2 separate regions of the Homo sapiens genome follow, and region 1 is linked to region 2. Evidence: read pairs that join two places in POLR2A ChIA-PET (ENCODE). Cell type or tissue: A673. All regions are shown on one strand.

The links. ChIA-PET counts read pairs that join two places held together with the same protein. Peaks named below come from ENCODE experiments on the same cell type or tissue, not always from the same donor. Only the 100,000 strongest peaks of a DNase experiment are listed, where the experiment ranks them.
Region 1: POLR2A ChIA-PET joins it to region 2 with 8 read pairs; 2 of 35 experiments call an interaction of 5 or more read pairs at or near these places.

What each region holds. Positions count from the first base shown.
Region 1 is chr9:111,264,250-111,272,249 of GRCh38, forward strand. MIR7702 (microRNA 7702) reads right to left here and starts at 6,965; the gene lies at 6,907-6,965. In A673, no CTCF peak of the experiment used is centred here; no DNase peak of the experiment used is centred here.
Region 2 is chr9:110,977,389-110,985,388 of GRCh38, forward strand. The region is part of intron 2 of LPAR1 (lysophosphatidic acid receptor 1); the gene reads right to left. Among named protein-coding and RNA genes, the nearest start is that of LPAR1, 57 kb to the right of the region's middle. In A673, no CTCF peak of the experiment used is centred here; DNase peaks (open chromatin) are centred at 123, 623, 1,323 and 3,063; H3K4me3 peaks cover 1,021 bases; H3K27ac peaks cover 3,361 bases.

The DNA of each region.
Region 1 (8,000 bases), 290 kb after region 2:
TTCATCACTTTATACTCTCACTGACATACCTGATCATTGCCCACGATACTCAAGATGAGGAAAAAGAATAAAATATGATGTTTCTGACCTACTTTTTAGAAGGTGAGGAACATGAAAGGCATTTCATTGTCTTGGATCTTAAGGTAGTTATGTAAGCGATACCACTAGCTGTTTTAGAATAGTACTGTGGACTAAAATGCCAAGTCCAAATGAGAAACAGTTCAAATATCATGTGTGTGAAAGGAAGCTCCAAATAGCTCAAAACATCAGTGGATAATTTATGCTTTTTTTTTTTACTTTTATTTTAAGTTCAGGGGTACATGTACAGATTTGTTACATAGGTAAACCTGTGTCATGGCGACTTGTTGTACAAATTATTTCATCACCCAGGTATTAAGCCTGGTACCCACTGGTTATTTTTCCTGGTCCTCTTCCTCCTCCCACCCAATACCCTCCAAAAGGCCCCAGTGTGTGCTGTTCCCCTGTATGTGTCCATGTATTATCATCATTTAGCTCCAACTTATAAGTGAGAACCCACGCAAGAACTAATGACAAGTTGCCTCACAGCTACTTTGTCTTCACTGAATTCAATAATCATTTGGTGAAGGTCTATTATGTCCTGAATTCTCACCAGAAGGCTAGAAAACGAGGGGGTCAAATGTGACTTGCACCTTGAGGGATAAGAAGGGCATTGCTGAATATATTAGTCTGTTTTCATGCTGCTGATGAAGACATACCTGAGACTGTGTAATTTATAATGAAAAAGAGAAAAAGACTCACAGTTCCATGTGGCTGGAGAGGCCTCACAATCATGGAAGAAGGCTAAAGACATGTCTTACATGGCAGCAGACAAGACAGAATGAGAGAGAGGCAAAAGCAGAAACCCCTTATAAAATCATCAGATCTCATGAGACTTATTCACTGCCACAAGAACAGTATGGGGGAAGCTGCCCCCATGATTCAATATCTCCCACCAGGTCCCTACCACAACATGTGAGAATTATGGGAGCTACAATTAAAGATGGAATTTAGGTGGGAATACAGAGCCAGACCATATCATTCTGCCCCTGGTCCCTCCCAAATCTCATGTCCTCACGTTTCAAAACCAATCATGCCTTCCCAGCACTCCCCCAAAGTCTTAACTCATTTCAGCATTAACTCAAAAGACCACAGTCCAAAGTGTCATCAGAGACAAGGCAAGTCCCCTCTGCCTATGAGCCTGTAAAATCAAAAGCAAGTTAGTTACTTCCTAGATACAATGGAGGTACAGGCATTGGATAAATACACCCATTGCAAAAGAAAGAAATTGGTCAAAATGAACTAAAATCCCCATGCAAGTCTGAAATTCAGCAGGGCAGTCAAATCTTAAAGCTCCAAAATGACCTCCTTAGACTCCATGTCTCATATCCACAGCATGCTGATGCAACACGGGTTCCCATGGTCTTGGGCAGCTCCACCCCTGTGGCTTTGCAGGGTACAGCCTCCCTCCCAGATGCTTTCATGGGCTGGCATTGAGTGTCTGCAGCTTTTGCAGGTGCATGGTGCAAGCTGTCACTGGATCTACCATTCTGAGATCTGGAAGATGATGGCCCTCTTCTCACAGCTCCACTAGACAGCACCCCAGTGGGGACTTTGTGTGGGGGCTTCAACCCCACATTTCCTTTCTGAACTTCCCTAGCAGAGGTTCTCCATAAGGGCTCCACCCCTGCAGCAAACTTGCACCTGGACAGCCAGGTGTTTCCATACATCCTCTGAAACCTAGGTGGAGGTTCCCAAACCTCAATTCGTGACTCTGTGCACCCACAGGCTCAACATCTTGTGAAAGCTGCCAAGGCCTGGGGCTTGAATTCTCTGAAGCCGCAGCCCAACCTGTACCTTGGCCTCTTTTAGCCAAGGCTGGAGTGGCTGGGATGCAGGGCACCAAATCCCTAGGCTGCACACAGCAGGGGGGGCCCTAGGCCCAGCCCACGAAACCGTTTATTCCTCCTAGGCCTCTAGGCCTGTGATGGGAGGGGCTGCCACAAAGGTCTCTGACATGCCCTGGAGACATTTTCCGCATTGTCTTGGGGATTAACATTTGGCTTCTCCCATGCAAATTTCTGCAGCTGGCTTGAATTTCTCCTCAGAAAATGGGTTTTTCTTTTCTATCTCATCTTCAAGCTGTGAATTTCCAAACTTTTATGTGCTCTGTTTCCCTTTTAAAACTGAATGCTTTTAATAGTGCCCAAGTCACATCTCGAATGCTTTGCTGCTTAGAAATTTCTTCTGCCAGATACCCTAAATCATCTCCCTCAAGTTTGAAGCCCCTCTAGGGCAGGGGTAAAATGCTGCCAGTCTTTTTGCTGAAACATAGCAAGAGTCACCTTTACTCCAGTTCCCAAAAAGTTCCTCATCTCCATCTGAGACCACCTCAGCATGGATTTCATTGTCCATATCATTATCAGCATTTTGGTCAAAGCCATTCAACAAGTCTCTAGGAAATTAACTTTCCCACATTTTCCTGTCGTCTTCTGAGCCCTCCAAACTGTTTCAACCTCTGCCTGTTACCCAGTTCCAAAATTGCATCCACATTTTTGGGTATCTTTACAGCAGCACCCCACTCTACCAGTACCAATTTGCTGTACTAGTCCATTTTCATGCTGCTGATAAAGACATACCCAAGACTGGGTAATTTATAAAGAAAAAGAGGTTTAATGGATTCACAGTTCCACATGGCTGGGGAGGCCTCACAATCATGAAAGAAGGCAAAAGCATGACTTACATGGCAACAGACAAGAGAAAATGAGAGAGAAACAATAATGGAAACCCCTTATAAAACCATCGGATCTCATGAGACTTATTCACTACCATGAGAAAAGTATGGAGGAAGCCACCCCCATGATTCAATTATCTCCCACTGGGCCCCTCCCACAACACGTGAGAATTATGAGAGTTACAATTCAAGATGGGATTTGGGTGGGGACACAGAGCCAAACCATATCACCAGGTGAGTGCATTGGGAGAATGTCTCAGTTATCATACAAATGAAGGAGACCCCAGATTTGTATTTCCACTGTGATCTCTCTGTTACCAATGGCCAGCTGGGCATCTGCACTGGATGTCTCATGTTTTCAATTCTAGGTTTGCCCCACGAAACTTTCTCTAATCTGTCATGCCTATCCCAGTTGATAGTCCCTCCAAACAAGCTGTTGCAACAGCCAGAAACCTTCAAGTATCTTTGTCACTTAAACTTTCTAACCTTTTGTACCAAGTACCATTGACTTGGCCACTAACATTTGTCCTCTCTTAAGTATTCCACAGCCAGAGTCTTAGTTTGAGACCATCTCATGTTATTATCTGAATGATTGCAGATCAGCCTGTTGCCAGTCTCTTCTATCTCCAAACCATCCTCTATGACACTACACAAATGAATTTTCTAAAATGGCAAATCTCCTTGTGTTAGCCCTCTCATCAGGCCATTCACTGAGTCCTCTTTCCTATAGGACATACGTGAACTCCTCGTCAGATAATACAGTCTGGTTTCAATGAGCTCTTTAGACTAATCTCCAGTCACTTCTCTTGTGCAAACTGTATTCTAACAACACAAGCTGCACCCAGCTTGTCGAACAAGTCATTATGTTCTCAATCCACTTTCTTTGTCTTTTCTCCCCACTCAAAAAAAAAAAAAAAAAAAAAAAAAAAAAAACAGAAAACAGGAATACTTAAAATTTATTGAGTATAAGCTATGTGTCTTGCCTTTGTTACCCTTTTAATCTTCATAAAATCCCTGTAAGGTAAGCACTATCACTATTTTTTACAGATGAGGAAACTTGCTTCTCAAAGACATTCTTCCAATTTACTCACCCAGTAAAGCCCTTCTTATCCCTCAAGGTACAACTCACATTTTATCATCTAGTTCTATAGCATTCCAGTTAGAATTCAAAACATAATAGACATTCAACAAATGATTATTAAATTTAATAAAGACAAAGTAGCTGTAAAGCAACTTGACATTTGTTCTTGCATGAAATTAAGAGTGAATTTATCCACTGAAGTTTTGAGCAATGTAGAGTTTTCTCCCCTACACGTGATATTTGAAGAGTTTCTTATTTGGACTTGGCATTTGTGTCCACAGTACTATTCTAAAACAGCTAGTCATATTGCTTACATAACTACCTCAAGATCCAGAGACAATGGAATACTTTTTATGATCACCACCTTCTGAGAAGTAGGTCAGAAACACCATATTTTACAGTTTTTCCTCGAGTATAAAGATAACCATTACTTCCCATTGCCCCAAAATGTCCCTTGTGAAGAGGAAGAGCATGGCTAAACTGGCTTGTACTCCCAGCGTTACAGAAGCATGAGACTGGCTCTACCTTTTACCATTGCATACTTAAGCTTGGGCAAAGAAGACTCCTGGCCTTCTCTAGCCATCTTCCTTCTCACAAATCAAGACCTTTCTGGAGCCAAGGGTATATGCTCACCCTCAACCTGCTTCTCTCCCTCTAGACCAGGCTTCTTGTACCTGGACCCCAAAATTCTCTGCCAAAGTGTCCCTGAGCTCACTTCTAGAGCCAGAGAATGCCTCTTCCCTAGGCCCTGTCTCTTGAGAACAGAACACACCAATGACAAGAACATCCTTAGGCCCAGGGAATGGCCAATAGAGAGCCATTTGTGGGGATGCGAATGGGGATTGTAAATATGGGATAGAGTTTCCACACACATGCATGTGAGACCTCTCATTGTATAAGACAGACCTAGAGTGAGAAGAGAAGGCAGAGCCAGAATATGAACTGCAAGACAGGTTCTCCCTGCTGCTATGTTCAGAAGCAAAACTTGCAGAAGTCCAAGACCCCTGACCTTCCAAGTCATTATGAAGATATATTAGTCAAGGTAGGTGGATAGAAGGTATTTTATTAGCTTGAAGTATCACTTGTGAATATTTAGACAGCATAGCATGTGGGCACTCACTTGTAGCCTTGCACTGGGCTCCACCAATTTTAGAAGTGGGCCTGAACTTACACCTACAGAGAACTGTACTGGTAGAGCAGGTCTTTGGTGCACCCAACAGAGAAAGCAAGGAGAGGCAATATCAGGAGTCAGGCAGGCAAAGGGGGAAGAGTAGTGAGAGTTTCTGCACACACATGGCATATCCAGGAATTAGCTCTTAGATAAAACAGATGAGAAAAATAAATTCTGAGCGTAGAGCTAAGTTTTGAGCCTTAACTAGAGATGGCATGAGGAAGCAGCCATGCAGAGTCCTAAGAAAGAAGTCTGGGCCAGCATCCAGGAGAACACGCCAAGCAGGAAGAAATAGACAGGAAGCCAATTCCACACCAGGCATCATTTTCGGACTCTGGGAGTGCCACTCATGATGCTTACAATGTGAATGGTGCCCTGGGGTTAGTACAATGCTGCAGCAAGGCAGCAAGGCTAGCAACAATAATTCCATGTTTCTACAAATATAGGATGACCCTGCAAGTGACAGCAATGTCAGCTATTCCTCTTGTGCTTGTGTCACCTGAATATCAATGAACAGGGTCTGCAGTGTAAGATTCTAGCGATGGAAGTCTCCAGAGGTGGTGGGAGCTGTTGACTGGGCCCATGCTGAAATAACATTGCATCAACCACTTGTAAATGCCAAATTCCACAATGGTAGGAAGGCCAACTGAGTAAAAGCTGACTGGGTATTCTGTCTAGTCTGTTACATGTCCCAAGAGAAATGAAGCAGGGGACATCCTTTCTAAGTCATGCTCAAAATCAAGAAACACAGATAAGTCAATGCCCAGTTCTGTCTAAAGACAGAAAATTTTCCAGTCAGAATATATATGCTAACAAAAAAATCCTTGGACAATCTCTCAGGAATTCCAATGTATCACAGAATGTATGTTAGTGAAGCTAAGTGTAGTCAAAGGATTGATTCTGGAATCACAAATCCAGGTTCCTGATAGTAAGCAACAGAAACTAACAAAAGCTAGTGTAAGCAAAAATGATGATGATGATGATGATGATGATGATGATGATGATGATGATGATGGAATGCTTTGGAGGAGCTCTCTGAATTGAAGGGAAGTCTAGTAAATTAGTCTTGGAAAAGACAAACCCTATAAACACACCAAGGGATCTCATTTAGAAAAAATCTTAGGAAACTAGAAGGGTGGATAAGTTTCAATGATTCTCAGTACTTTTTTCTCTATATACAGGAGTCATATTTCAGAGAAAAAAAAGCATTCAACTGGCCTAGTCAAGACTATTCATATACGTAGTGTATAGGAATTAGGGAAAACAGGATACCTTGACTAACACTCCTACAAAACTGCATCAAATAGGGAAAGTAAAATTCCCCTCCAAAAGAAGGTGAAATGGACACAAGGCAGCCAAAAATTAGTAAAGGTCATTGCAGCTACTTATTACATTTGTGAATTTAGGTAAACCATTTACCCACTTGGATTTTCTGCTAAAATGTGACATCATAGGTCAGAGATCTTTGTCTCACTTTCTCATTGATGTATCCCAATTGCCTCAGGTGAAACCTGACACATGGAGGATGCTTCATGAATACTTGTTGAAAGAATGACTCTCTCCAAGACTCTTCCCACAGTTAAAATGGAGATGTCTTGTAGAGTCCACAAAATGTCTAGTACATTGCTATAACATAGTAGCTGCTCAAAAAATTCTGATTATAGTTACTGTTTTTATTAGGATAAATAGTACTAGAATAATTTGCTATAAACAACGTAGAAAAATTCCAGTGTTAATATATCCAAGTTACTCTATGGAATCCCAACACAAAACAAAAGTTATTCATTATGAATTCAATGAAGCCTGTTACCAAATCCTGGGACAAAGTAAATGATTTGACCGATGATGTAGTCATATGAACAGAAATGAAAAAGTGAATTTAAAAAGACTCGCATTGGTGCCACACTTAGACTACCAGACTCCCTGAAACTGCATGTCCTCAGGGAGTCTGGCAGTCTAAGAGTGGCACTAAGTGTCATTAGTGCCAGACCCAAAATATAATAACCTGATTATCTCTGGGCTTTCAATAATGATGTCATTCTTTTCTTTCATTCTTAGTTGATTTAATTTTCCTTACTACATAGCAGATATTCCAATAATTTTCATAAGTCTCTGCAAGACCCCATTTCCACCTAGACTCCAAATCATATTCCCCCTGCTTTTTCCTGGGCATTATTTCAGCAATCATCTCTTCTTTACTGGGTCTTCAATCCCCAACACACCCCCACCGTTTCAAGTTTCCCTTTTCTCAGACTACAAAACAGCTCACTATTCCCTTTCCTAAAACTACTTTTATGACATTTATTCTCCTTCAATTACTGTATCTTTTCTGCCTTTGCTTTCATTGACAATCTGCTTTGCAAGTTCTCTACACTCAGTCTCCTCTTCCCACTCACTCTTCAGCTCATTGAAACTGTCTCCTGCCCCCTCCACCCTTTTGAAGCTTTTGAGACAGAAGTAGGCCCTGCTGAGTGCTAGATCCAGGTCTGCTACTTCCATGGCCCCCACCCCAGTCCCCTCTTCAGTATCTGAGCATTCAATTCTAGTTGTATTTTCTGGCTTGTTCTCTCGGCAAATATACATTGAGTACCTATTAGTCACCATCCTGGGTACCAGAAATATAAAAGTGAATAAGATCTAAATGCAAAAATGATCTAAACGCAACAGTGATCTAAATGGAATGTGGTATCCTGGCTTGAATTCTAGAATAGTGAAAGGATATTTGTGGAAAATCTGGCGAAATCTGGATAAAGTCTGTAGTTTAATTAATAGCATTGTACTAATGTAACTTCTTAGTTTTAACAAATGTACCCTGGTTATGTAAAATGATAATGTTAGGGGATGCTGGGTGAAGGATATATGAGAATTTTCTATAATATCTTTGCAACTTTTCCATAAATCTAAAATTATTCCAAATTGTAAAAGTCTTAAAAATTGAGTAAGGTATGTTCCCTGCCATCAGTGAGCTCACAGTGATACACAATCTTGGGATAAAT
Region 2 (8,000 bases):
GCAAGGGCAGCCATGCCAAGTGACAATGACCTTGCTAATTACTGAGTGCCACACCAAATACCTAAAACAAAGTCTTTGGTTTGAGGCAAACTTCCCTTTGATTACTTCTGGAGCTGATGCTGGCTCTTTTCCCAGGCCTCACAGGAATATGAATTCATAATTGGTAAATTAATCTACTACAAATGTAACCTTTTTCCTTTGTCTGGACTTGAGTCAAATAGTGACTCATACAAGTTTCTTGAAAGAACACAGGGTTACTAATGCACGCGGGGCTTAAAACCTAGATGACGAGTTGATAGGTGCATCAAACCACCATGGCACATGTATACCTATGTAAGAAACTGCATGTTCTGCACATGTATCCCGGAACTTAAAGTAAAATTTTAAAACAGAAGGAAAGAAGGAAGGAAGGAAGGAAGGAGGGAGGGAGGGCGGGAGGGAGGGAGGGAAGGAAGGAGGGAAGGAAGGAAGGAAGGAAGGAAGGAAGGAAGGAAGGAAGGAAGGAAGGAAGGAAGGAAGGAAAGAAGGAAAGAAGGAAAGAAAACAAGGCAATACCCAATACTGAATATGCATTGACTTCCCTAAGGATAAGCAAAGGAGAAAAATCTAAATCCACCAGGCAAATAGAACACATTGTGGTTCAGAAAAGGGGAAGATTCTAGAATCAGAGCAAATATTTACTTAAGAAATAGATATACTATATAAAAGAGAAAACTCTATTAACAGAAAATTTCTAGCTCATGTTCTTAAAATTCCAGGGGACATAGTAGAATCTTTGCACATAGAGCAGGTAGCCATAGAAAGAAATATGAGACCAGAAAAGAGTCTGCGCTAACCAGAAAAGAAAATCTGAATTATGAACTTGAATAAAAGCAACCAATGAAGCAGAAAGTAGAATATTTTTAAAAAGCAAAAAATAAAATTAGTGATGCAAAAGATAAAACAGACTTCTCAGAGGTAGCTGGGGGAAGCTACGTGGGTAAAGATTTTAAAGCCTTCGTCTCCAAAACAGAATAGATGAATGAAAAGCAATAAAGGAGGAAAGAAGAAACCATCAATGCTGAAACCTGGAAAGGACAAATTTATTCTAAAAACTTTAGAAAACTATTACAGATATACAACAATTTAGATAAAATGGGGAAATTTTTCAAACTATGTATCATTCTTCAGAGAGCCCTATAGTCTGATATAAACAAAATAGAAGAAATTCCTGAAGCCCAAACCTGGAGGAACAAGATGAGATACAGGCAGTTCAGAGCTGAAGCTTGTCTTCTTTCTTATTATCTCTTCCGCCTATCAGAGCTAAATAGCATCTGAAGCCAGTCTTACATCATCTAAGGCCTGAGACGGAAAGATTTTTCTCTCTGGAATCTGAGCAGATGAATAGGTTTAACAATAGTAACATCGAGAAGAATATATTGCACTTATTCAAACAAAAACAGGATGCTTAAAAAGTGGTAATTCAAAATCTAAAAAAGTTTTTCCCACAGAAGTAGAGAGCAAAGTGGTGGTTACCAAAGGCTGGGGTGGTTGTGGGGAGAGGGAGTTGGGAAGATGTTGATCAAAGGATACATATTTACAGTTAGACAGGAGATCTATTGCAGTTAGGAGGAATAAGGTCAGATCCATCGTGTAGGACAGTGACTATAGATAATGATGATACATGGTATTCTTGGAAAATGCCAAGGGAGTGGATGTTAACTGTTCTTACCGCAAACAAATGGTGGCTATGTGAGGTAATGCATTTGTTAATTAGCTAGACTTAACCATTCCACAATATATATATACTCAAAACATCATATTGTGCATGATAAATACTTATAATTTTATATGTCAATTTTTAAGAATTCAAAAAAAATTCAGTAGACAGATTGGAATATAACTTTAAGGAATGTGCCCAAAATGTAGAGTTAAAAAAAAAAAAGTAAAGAAGACTAGAACAGTAAAAATGAGAAGGCTACAAAATGAGTCCAGCAGGTCTAATAGCCAAATAGAATTCCAGAATAAAAGAGTAAAGGAAATGGGGTGGAGTGAAGTCAAATGACTAACTCAAAATATTTCCTAAAACGTAAGGTCATAACTGTGTAGACTGTAAGGGCCCACTGAGTGCCTACCTGCCCATTTCATTTGATTTCAATATGCCCACATTAAACACAGCATCTGTCATCATGAGTTGTGTTTTTTTAACTGTAAGGATATTAAAAAGGTCCTATAAAATATCAAAAAGCAGGTAGGGAAGCTCATAAGCAAAAGATTAGGAATCAGAAAGTCTCTGGACTTTTCAACAGCAACCCTGAAAGCTAGAAGACAATGAAGCAATGAGGAAGGCAGTTGACAACCTAGAATTCTATTGGCAGATGTTCTTCTGCAAAACAGGGAGGAAACTAAGAAAAAGACAGGCATGTGATACAGGAAACAGGAGTCCAATACAAGAGGGAGAAAAAAAGGAATTCCTGGCATAATTGTGAAGGGAAATCCTTGGGTGATAAGCAAAAAGACTCAAGAAGTAGTATATCAAGAGGAGATTTGGATAACCAAGAGCATTTAGGACTGAATGAGTAAAAAGCACATAGAAAACTAAGCAAACATCAAAAGAACAATTAGTTTAAATAGAACAAAAAATTTGCAGAAGAGGAAAAGGATTCATAGAATTCTACATGGCTCAGGTATGAACAGCATTAACAAGGTCATCATCCTATTAACACTGAATAATGGCCTAGTCAAAATCATGACCTAACTATACTAAGAAAAGGAGGTTCAGGATGGGAGTATGTGAATGGTACACTTTGCACATGGTACATCTATAAATATTCCAAACTAGTAAGATAAAAAGAAATAAAAACCTTAGAATTCCACATAGCACATATTTCAAAACATATCATTCACAATTTTAAAAATTTTCAAAAAGAAGTTAAAAAAAATCTTACAGATTAAATGCAAATATCAAATGAGGCTGCCAAAACAACTGAAAGTGGTAGCTCTGGGGAAGGTAAAATTGTAGGAAGCAAGCAAGGACTCCTCTTTCCTGGCAAGCCTCAGAGCTATTTGACACTTTAAATTACATACATCCTGTCATTTGCAGCAACACGGGTGAGCCTGGAGGACTGCATGTTAAGCGAAGTAAGTCAGGCACAGAAAGATAAATACTGCAATGTTCTCGCTCCTATGTGGGAGCTAAAAAAGTTGATCCCACAGAAGTAGAGAGTAGGATAGTGCTTACTAGATACCAGGAAGCCTAGGGGACAGGGAGGGATAGGGAGAGTTTGGTTAATGGATGTACAAAGTTATACCTAGATAGCAAAAATAAGTTCTAGTGTTCTATAGATCTGAAGAGTGACTTATAGCAAACAACAATTTATTGTATTTTTTCAAATAGCTAGAAGAGAGGACTTTGACTGTTACCCGTATAAAGAAATGATGAAGGTTTGAGGTGATGGATATGTTAATTGCCTTAATTTGATCATTACACATTGTATATACATGTATCAAAATATCACACTGTATCCCATAAATATGTACAAATGTATATCAATTAAAATGAATATATTTAAAGATAATATAGAGGAACAAATCCCAAGCATCATTTAATTTCTTCTGTAAATAACTCAGCATAATACATATGCTGTAAGTAACTTTATGTTTACATATTTAGCTGTTTTGTCCTTAAAAGAACTCTTTTATAAGGAAACTACCTTACCATCATCACAGTTAAAAAATTAATCAGAGGTACTTGATATCATCAAATATTCGGTAAGTTCACAATCCCCTGATTTTCTTATAACTTTTAACAGTTTGGTTGGTTGAGTCAGAATTCAAATAAAGCACATACATTTCTTTTTTTAAGAAAAGGAGGAAGAGAGGCAGTGCTGCATAGTAGTTACAAGTACAGTACGCTAGGGAATCCAACTGCCTAGGTTCAAATCCTTGTCCTGCCAGTATGACCTTGGGCAGGTTATGTCATGTCTCCTTGCCTCAGATTTCTCCTCTGTAAAATGGGTATAATAATAGTAAGGCTGCCACATATGACTATAAGAATTGAATTGATTAATGTACCTAAGACACCTGGAGTAATACTTATCATACTGTGAACAATATAGTGAACATGGTAAAAGTGATAGCTAACATTGTTTGCCAAATAAAGTATCTACCTATACATTTTTAAATTATAAACATTTACAAGTTTGATTTTAAAATTTTTTAAGGAAATAAAAAAAAATCACTGCAGAAACTAAAAATTTAAAACTACAAAAGACAGAAGTGCCACTGCAGAAAACCAAGTTGGTGCCATGGAAGTCTGGCTTGGGAAAAAGTACATGTGCTTACAATAATGGAATTTACTAGATTAATTAGAAATTATGGACATACAGAATCTACAAATAAACAAATTTACAAGAAGAAAACAACCTCATCAAAAAGTAGGCAAAGGATATGAACAGACACTTCTCAAAAGAAGACATTTATGCAGCCAACAAACTTATGAAAAAATGTTCATCATCACTGCTCGTTACAGAAATGCAAATCAAAACCACAATGAGATACCATCTCACATCATTTAGAATGGCGAGCATTAAAAAGTCAGGAATCAACAGATGCTGGAGAGGATGTGGGGAAAATAGGAATGCTTTTACAGTGTTGGTAGGAGTGTAAATTAGTTCAACCATTGTGGAACACAGTGTGGCAACTCCTCAAGGATCTAGAACTAGAAATACCATTTGACTCAGCCATCCCATTACTGGGTATACACCTAAAAGATTATAAATCATTCTACTATAAAGACACATACACACATATGTTTACTGCAGCATTGTTCACAATAGCAAAGACTTGGAACCAACCCAAATGCACATCAAATGATAGACTGAATAAAGAAAATGTGGTACATATACACCATGGAATACTATGCAGCCATAAAAATGGATGAGTTTATGTCCTTTTCAGGGACATGGATGAAACTGGAAACCATCATTCTCAGCAAAGTAACACAAGAAGAGAAAACCAAACACCACATATTCTCACTCATAAGTGGGAGTTGAACAATAAGAACACATGGACACAGGGAGGGGAACATCACACACTGGGGCCTGTCAGGGGGTGATGGACTAGGGGAGGGATAGCATTAGGAGAAATACCTAATGTAAATGACGAGTTGATGGATGCAGCAAACCAACATGGCACATGTATACTTATGTAACAAACCTGCATGTTGTGCACATGTACCCCAGAACTTAAAGTATAATAATAAAAAATAAAAATAAAAAAATTTAAAAAGAAATTATGGATATAAATCGCAGGACATAAAGATTCAACATAATCGGCATACTTGACAAAAATAAGTGGAACAGAAGTTACTTAGCAATAAAAGTAAACTTTCCTAACTCCTACAACTCAAAATCAAAAACAACAAACCAACAAACAACTTAAAAATTGGGCAAAAGACTTGAGTAGACACTTCTACAAAAATGTATATACACATACACACACACACACACACACACACACACACACACACGGCCAAACATGAAGAGATGCTCAACATCACTAATCATCAGTAAAATGCAAATGCAAATCAAAATAGTAAGATAACATCTGACACCCATTAAGATAGCCATTATCAAAAAAAGAAAAGAAGTATTAGCAAGGATGTGAACAAACTGGAACCCAGCACTGCTGGTGGGACCAAAAATGGTACAATCACTATGGAAAACAGTATAGAGGTTCCTCAAAAAAATTAAAATAGGATTACCATATGATTTAGCAATCCCACCTCTGGGTATATATCCAAAATAACTGTTAATGATCTTTCAAAGAGATATTTGTATACCCATGTTTGTAGCAGCACTATCTACAAGAGCCAAGAGGTAGAAGCAACCCAAGTTTTCAACAACAGATGAACAGACATAAACTAAATTGGTATATACATACAATGGCTTATCATCCAGCCTTCAAAAGGATATTCTGGCATATGCTATGACATGGATGAACCCTGAAGACATTATGCTAAGTGAAATAAGCCAGTCAAAAAAGGACAAATACTCCACATATATAAGGTAGCTAATAGTCAAATTAATAGAGACAAAGTACAGTAGTACTTGCCAGGGACTGGGGGAGAGGGATGAATGAGAAATTGCTGTGTAATGGGTACGGGGTTTCAGTTTTACAAGACGAAAAGAGTTCTGGAGATTGGTTGCACAACAGTCTGAATATACTTAACACTACTGAACTGTACATTTAAATGGTTAAGAGGGTAAATTTTATGTTATGTGTATTTTACCATAATTTAAAAAAGTGTGACAAATTCCAGGAAAACTATGAAGTAAATGATAAGTGCAAAACAGGTTTAAGTTAATAAGCTTTAAAAATTAAAAGAAATCCCATTAAAAAAATCAAATGGGGAAAATAAATCAAATCATAATGGGAAAAAAATGGGCTGGACACAGCCATTAACCTCACCCCAACAAATAAGATGAAGGAATAAATTTCAAGATTTTGTCAGAAATATGGAACGACTCAAAAATTCTACAGCCAATCAAGCCTTTGTTTACCTGCAATAACAAAAACAAGCCACTTTTAATATTTTTATTTTTAATTTTTGTGGGTACATAGTAGGTGTATATATTTGTGGGGTATATGGGATATTCTGATGCAGGCATGCAATATGTAATAGTCACATCATGGTAAATGGGTACGCATCACCTCAAGCACTTATCCTTTCTTTGTGTTACAAACAATCCAATAATCCAACTATACTCTTTTAACTATTATAAAATGTACAATAAATTTACCCTGTTATGCTACCAAATACTAGATCTTATTCATTCTATTTAACTATATTTCTGTACCCATTAACCAACCCACCTTCCTAGCCCCTCGTAACTATCCTTCTATTCTCTGTCTCCATATGTTCAATTAATTTTTTTAGTTCCTACAAATAAGAACATGCAAAGTTTATCTGTGACTAGCTTACTTCACTTAACACAGTGACCTCCAGTTCCATCCATGTTGTTGCAAATGACAAGATCTTATTCCTTTTCTGGCTGAATAATACTCCATTGTGTATAAGTACCACATTTTCTTTATCCATTTTTCTGTTAATGGACACTTAGGCTGCTTCCAAATCTTGGCTATTGTGAACAGTGCTGCAATAAACATGAGAGTGAAGATACCTCTTCAATATGCTGATTTTCTTTCTTTTGGGTATATACTTAGCAGTGAGATTGCTGGATCATATGGTATAATTAAGATATATTTCTCCCTGAAAAATTTGTTCAAACACATAATACAACTACTCATATGACAAATCAAAATAATGTGCTCAGGAAACCTTTGGCAAGAGCAGCTTGTCAATCCAGATAAGCACAGAATACCTGTGATAGTAACGGTGACAAAAAAAAAAGAATGCAGTTTTAACTAATAGGAAAAAAAAAAAGCTATACAGTTGAAATACGTGTAACTAATAAGCTAAGATGAAAACTCCAGAAAATCACAAGAAAAAGGAGAACATTCTTCACCTTTTGAGAAAGGAGCCAATCAATACTGTTTCATTTCTAAAGTTGATAAAATCAGAATTTCCGTTTTAAAGAATCAAAAAGAAAAAGGAAAGGGGAAAACAGGATGACAGAGACATGGCCATGCTAAACTTTTTATCTGGGTTACTTATCCCTACCACTGACTCTACCCCCTTCACTGACAGTGAAGCAAATGGTTCAGCTGGGATGAAGGAGGCTATGGGTTCATTTGCTTCACATGCAGATTCAGAACAAAGAAATCAGAAATGCATTTGAGAAACCAAATGACTACCTTATGTTTTGTTTTAAAATACCATCGCCACCTGTGGCTACAGGCTGCTTTCCTCTCTCTGTGGCTACTTTCCTCTCTTCCTCAAAGTGTCAGCCCTAAGATCTTGCTTCAGTGTACTCACAGGATACAATATATTTCATGTTCATAAATCCTTTTCCACAAATAAGATCAGTCTTTTCATTTGCTTCTCCAGCTTTTCAATT